Regions from separate parts of the Mus musculus genome. Here region 1 is linked to region 2. Evidence: chromatin loops called from intact Hi-C (ENCODE). Cell type or tissue: left cerebral cortex. All regions are shown on one strand. Each heading gives the region's core, and the rest is flanking DNA. Links, peaks and the distances in the headings are about the cores only. Region 1 overlaps Agfg2 (ArfGAP with FG repeats 2). Region 2 overlaps Tsc22d4 (TSC22 domain family, member 4).

The links. A loop is a pair of places that touch in the nucleus more often than their neighbours do. Peaks named below come from ENCODE experiments on the same cell type or tissue, not always from the same donor. Only the 100,000 strongest peaks of a DNase experiment are listed, where the experiment ranks them.
Region 1: a loop joins it to region 2, with 4 times the contacts of the local background. A loop is called at or near these places in 21 of 42 quality-filtered maps.

What each region holds. Positions count from the first base shown.
Region 1 is chr5:137,655,542-137,658,344 of GRCm38, reverse strand. Agfg2 (ArfGAP with FG repeats 2) reads left to right here. Exons shown (of 12, transcript NM_178162.3): 7 at 2,617-2,737. Among named protein-coding and RNA genes, the nearest start is that of Irs3, 11 kb to the right of the region's middle. In left cerebral cortex, for the core only: a CTCF peak has its summit at 1,230 (motif pointing left); a DNase peak (open chromatin) is centred at 1,226.
Region 2 is chr5:137,746,058-137,748,860 of GRCm38, reverse strand. Tsc22d4 (TSC22 domain family, member 4) reads right to left here. Exons shown (of 5, transcript NM_023910.6): 1 at 2,447-2,803; 2 at 1,002-2,013. The coding sequence starts at 1,745. Among named protein-coding and RNA genes, the nearest start is that of Tsc22d4, 1.5 kb to the right of the region's middle. In left cerebral cortex, for the core only: a CTCF peak has its summit at 1,187; DNase peaks (open chromatin) are centred at 290, 1,183 and 2,162; H3K4me3 peaks cover 2,088 bases; H3K27ac peaks cover 1,552 bases.

The DNA.
Region 1 (2,803 bases), core at 54-2,553, 91 kb after region 2:
TGCAGTAGTGGCGAGCGCTCTTAACCACTAAGCCATCTCTTCAACCCCAGAATATATTCTTTCCAATATGATCCTTTAATGGTTGGCGATTCAATAGGAAACAAAATTTCCATAATTTCCGACAAATAAGAATTACATGTGTTGTGCTAGAGAGGCAGAACAATAGTTAAGAGCACTGACTGCTCTTCCAGAGGACTCAGGTTCGAGTCCCATCACCTACATGGCAGCTCACAACATCTGTAATTCCAGTTCCAGGGGACCTGATGCCCTCTTCTAGCCCATATGCACACCAGGCATGTACATAGTACACACATATGTGCAAGCAAAATGCTCATACAAGTAAAAAATTTTTAAAAAAAGGCTTAGAAAGTTTTAAATTTTACAATATTTATTCATCGTCCCGTTGGTACGGTGCTTGCATAGCTTGTGAAAGTGTCTCAGTTTGATCCTTATCAGCACATAAATTAGACATGTTAAGCTAGGCTCATTATCCTGTCACTCAGGATAGTGAAGAAGGAGGGTCAGAAGTTTGAGGTCATTGGCTGGCTACACCGGGAGTTTGAAGTCAGCCTGAGCTACATGAGACCCTGTCTGAAAAGACACAAGAGAGGGTAGGGGTGAGAGGGATGCTGGCCTATAGTTCAAGTTGATTACATCCCAACAGTGCTGGGATCTATGTGGGAAAAGAAAGACCTGATACTCGCAGTTCCCAAAGCATCAGGTCTGGACGGCTCTACCAGCTGACAGGGCACACCCTAACCCATCCCTGCCACTGTGGCAAGATCGATCCCCAGTGTGCACGTGGAGCTAGGATGGAGGATGTAGCTCAGTTGGTAGAGCACCTGCCTAAGCACAGGCAAGGCCCCAGATTCCATCCCCAGCAACACGAGGCAGAAAAAGCTCTATAGACTTTAGAGATTTTGAGAGGTGGGCAGCTCTTCTGATAGGGCTGTGTTGTGTATGTAAGGAGTGCGAAGAGGGGAAGTTGCTAAATGTGCAGTTTCTTGGAGTTCAGTGGGTAAGGCTTTTGCTGCCAAGTCCAGTGACCTGAGGTTGATCCCAGATCCCACGTGACGGAACAAGAGAACCAGCTACTGCAAGTCCTCTGACCTCCATGTGCACCCCTTTATGCAAAAAAAAAAAAAATTAATAAGAATTAAACTGCTGCTTTGGAGCTGGTGATGGCTTCCTGGGTAACCCGAGTTGAAGCCCAGCTCTGCCCTCTAGTGTCCATAGGGGAACACTTCACAGACTATGATCCAGGCAGGAGCCAGCTGGGGTAGAAACTCTCTCCTTGGGAAGCAGTTGGAACATGGAGAGCGAGGCCATACCGAGAGTTGGCTCATTCCTAGAGGAGCTGAAACCCCTTGTTACATTAGCTCAGAAACCCCGTGTACTCTGAGGCAAGCAAGCATGGCCCAGATCCACCTGCCTTATGTTCCGTGTTTGAAAGCATGGATGGGGGGTGGGGGGGCTGTCAAGATGGTTCCGTGGGTAAAGGCACTTGCTATATAAGTCTGATAACTTAAGTTTGACCTCCAAAACCTATGTAAAAAGCACTCAACACCCACACACAAATAAGTAAGGAATTAAAAAGATAAATGCAGTCTTTAGAAATGGGGGAAGCCTAGACATTCAAACTACAGTGTTGGAAAAAGAAGCCAGAACTGAACTGGAGTGTATGTGGCTCAGTGACAGAGTTCTTGCCTAGCATGCACAAGGTCCCGGGTTCTGTCCCAGCACCGCTGGGGTGGGGGAGATAGATGGGGAGGAAGAGAGAGAGTGGGGGGAGATGCTGAGTACGGTGGCCTCCAAGCCCTCAGGAAGCTGAGGCTGACTTGCTGCAAGGTTGAGGTCTAACTGGGCTGTGTAGGGAGACCCTATGTGAAAAATGAAGGTTTGGGATGTTAGTTCCATGGTAGGGTATTTATCTAACATGCACAGGACCCTAGATTTCATTTATGGTACAATTAATAAACTAATTTCCTTTGGCCGGTTTGGGTTTTTGTTTTTTCTTGGTGGTTTGGTTTTTTTTTTTTTTTTTTTTTGAGTCAGGGTTTCTCTGTGTAGCCCTGGCTGTCCTAGAACTTGCTCTGTAGACCAGGCTAGCCTTGAACTCACAGATCCACCTGCCTCTGCCTCCTGGATGGTGATGTTGAAGGTATGCGCCACCGCTGCCTGCCTGATTCTCAAAGTTAACCGGGAACTCGGGATGTCTTTGTAGAGTGTCTGTCTATACACTGAGCCCTGGATTTGATCCTTAGCCCGTTATACTCCAGGCACACTTGTAATCCCAGCCTTGGGAGACTAAGGCAAGAGGATAAAGGAGAGTTCAAGGCCAGCCTGAGCTACATATTGAGAGCCTGTCTCAAAAAAGACAGAAAGGAGGAATGCCATTTTTGCTGAAGAGACAGCCAAGATGAGACCTTATTGCCTTACCCAGAAGTCTTCAGGGGATGAGCCCTCCTACACTAGCCACTCACAGGAGAGCCGAACTGGCTCAGAGAGTCCAGCAGGTGCCTCACCTGTCACCATTCCACCCCACCCCCACCTCCATCTCCCCTTCTCGTCTTTCCCTCAGGTCTCAGCCTAGCCTCCTTGTTTTATCCCATCCAGGAAGTGGCCAGATGTCTGCGTTTGGTGTGGCACCCCTTGCAGCTGCCAGTCAACCCAACAACCTTGCAGATGTGGGCGGCCTCCTGGGTCCCAGGATGGCTGCTGGAGGTCTCCCTGGCAGGTGGGTCTAGACACAAAGGTGACTTATCTGAAGGTTGGTGGCATTTTCACAGGCTGATAGTGCATT
Region 2 (2,803 bases), core at 59-2,558:
CTCAGGCTCAAGATATTTTTACACTGTGGTTGGAGCCCATGGCCAGGAAGGGACAGAACCCTCACCCTCACTCCCTGCTTCCCCCTGGCAGCCAAGGTGTTATTTTCTCCACAGCAGAAACATCCAACTCTCCCAACCCTAAGTGCCCAACCCCCAACACACACACACACACACACACACACACACACACACACACACACACACACACGCACACCAGGGGCATAGGCATCCTGCCCCCAGCCCAGACTTGTGGATAGCTTCCTCTTTTGGAGACAGGAAGCAGAAAGCACAGAGGATTTAACCCCTTCCCAACTGCTTCCTTACCTCGCACTAGCTAGTCCATGAGTTCACCCCATCCCACACTCCAGGAGAAGCCTGCGTCTAGGGTACTAAAAGCTACTAAGGGTGATATGCCCCGCCCCCTACCCCAATTCCTTAGAGAAACTGGCTTGCAATAAGGCAGAAAAATGGGGCTGGGCTGGTAGCTGATGGTTAGAATAAAGACCCAGAGGAATGCCTACCTTTTATGGCTGCCCCAAAACCCTGCCAGCTCCTCCCCTCAAGGGCCTAGCCAGCCACCCAGCTGGAACCTCCACCCTCATCACCTGAAATCAGGGAAGGTAAAGACTGAAGTGGGCAGGCCACATAGGCCAAGGGCAACAATGTGAAGGCCACAGAAAAAGGAGAGAAAAGAAAAAAGAAAAGAGATGGAAAGGAAAAACGGAAGGAAGGAAGGAAGGAAGGAAGGAAGGAAGGAAGGAAGGAAGGAAGGAAGGAAGGAAGGGAGGGTGCATGTGTATTCAGAATAAAGAAAGGCTGGGAGAGAAAAAAGATTTCAGAGTACAAATTGCAAAAAGGGAGAGGGGACTTTATGCCTATCCAACAGACAGGTGATAAGGGGTGGGCCGGCAGGACGGAAACTGAGGGGAGGAGGCCCAGGATATAGGTCAGCCGCCTGAGTACAGTAGGTCCCGCCCCGCCCCCATGAACCCATCTCTTACCTTTCCTGTCTCCGCTGGAGCAACTAACTCCATCCTCAGCCGAACTGCTCCATCTCTTCTCCGTGACAGTGGAGGGGTTGCGGCTGCTGAACCCCCAGACTCCACTTCTACCCTCAGAGAGGGCAGGGTCTGAGCACTATCTCCAGTCCCAGGCCCTGGGGGGCGCTGCTGGGGTGGAGATGCTGACAGCGGGGGTGTCTCCACCTTAGCCTTGCCAGGTCCTGCCAGCTGGCCCAGCCCCCCTGTGAAGGAGCGGGCCTGTGGTCCAGGAGAAGTAGGGGGCGGGCGGAGCCAAGAGGTGGGGCCCTGAGACAGGCCTGGCTGCGGGATAGGGGTGCTTATGCCCAAACTAGCCAGCTCCAACCTAGAATCCAATGATCTGCCTCCGGTGCCTCCAGAGGCCCCTCGAATGCCCTCCAGAAGCCGACCGAAGCTTGGAGGCTCCAGATCTCTCTCGTAAACATCCACACACGTCCACCGACCTCGACGATAAGGCTCTCCCAAACCTTGGGGCAGCTTCACCACCCGGAAACGGGAGGCAGGGGCTCCAGGTGGCGGAGAGCCATTCCGGGGGGTGCCCCTGCCCCCTGGATCAGGGTTGGGGTCCCCATTGGGGAGGCGGGGCGGGGGCCCAGCGAGAGCCGGTGGGACAGGGGAATCCGAAGCCCCTGGGCTTCCTGGGCCCTCATAGTCCGTGGTGACGCTGGTGATCTGAAAACTACTTTTCTTCTTACCACCACTCATGGTCCCTGGGGCTCCGGACTGGGCTCGGGTGGGGGAGGGGCTGGGCTCCTGGAGAGGGGCTCAGGCACCTCTGGAACAAGGGGGCCACATGGCAGGGACATCGGGGCCCCTGGGGACGTCTGGGTCCGACATGGCAGGAGGGCCTTGTGGGAACTTGGGGGTGCCTGGTTAGTGACTGGAGTACAGAGGGGAGGTGGCAGGAGGGGGGGGCAGGGGCAGGTTTTTCCTGCTGCTGTCGCCGCTGAAACCCCAAAGCTGAGCTTGCAAACTGGAAAAAGAAAGAGACAGAAAGTGAGCGAGAGTGTGTGTACGTGAGCAAAAGAAAAAGCAGGGGCCAAACCACCTCCGGGGCTTCCTCTCGGGGGAGCCGACTGGAGGGAGGAAGAAGAAAGCCACTAGAGACCCAGAGACAAGTAGAAATGACAGACCGGAGCAGAGGGGACAGAATTCAGAACACCCACAACAGGAAGAAGCAGCTGGGACCCAAAGTTGGACATTTCATGCTTGAGATCCAAACTCGTCCCCAACACGTATCTCCATGGCCAGGGGCACAGGGGTGAATCGGCTCCTCCCCTGAAAGGGCCACCCTGAGGCCTCTGCCGGGCCTCAAGCCCACCCCACCCCCATTCCAGTTCCCCCATCGCTGGTTAGGCACTGCCCGCCAAGCCAAGCGCCCCGCCCAGCCCGGGAGAACTACCTACCTCTCGGGCCTCGGCCACCGAGCTGAGCTGGAGAGAAGACCTGGGGGACTAAGATCTCTCTCTCTCTCTCTCTCTCTTTTTTTTTTAAATCCTAAGGCGGCCTAGAGCAGGCCACGGCAGGCAGCAATCAAGGGCTACCCAGTGTTCTCTGGCGTCCGCATCTCACTCTGCGAGGCATCTCGGTGGAAAGTTTGCAGTTGAGACGAGAAGAAACCAGCGCTTCCACGGGGGAGCCCAGGCGCAGCCTCGGTTAACACTCCACGGGTCTTCCCTGTTGCTGTGGGAGGGGGCGGCTCAGCCCCCCGCTGGCTCCAGTCCCTTGAGTGGCTCTCTCTCAAGGCTCCTCCCACGTGGCCC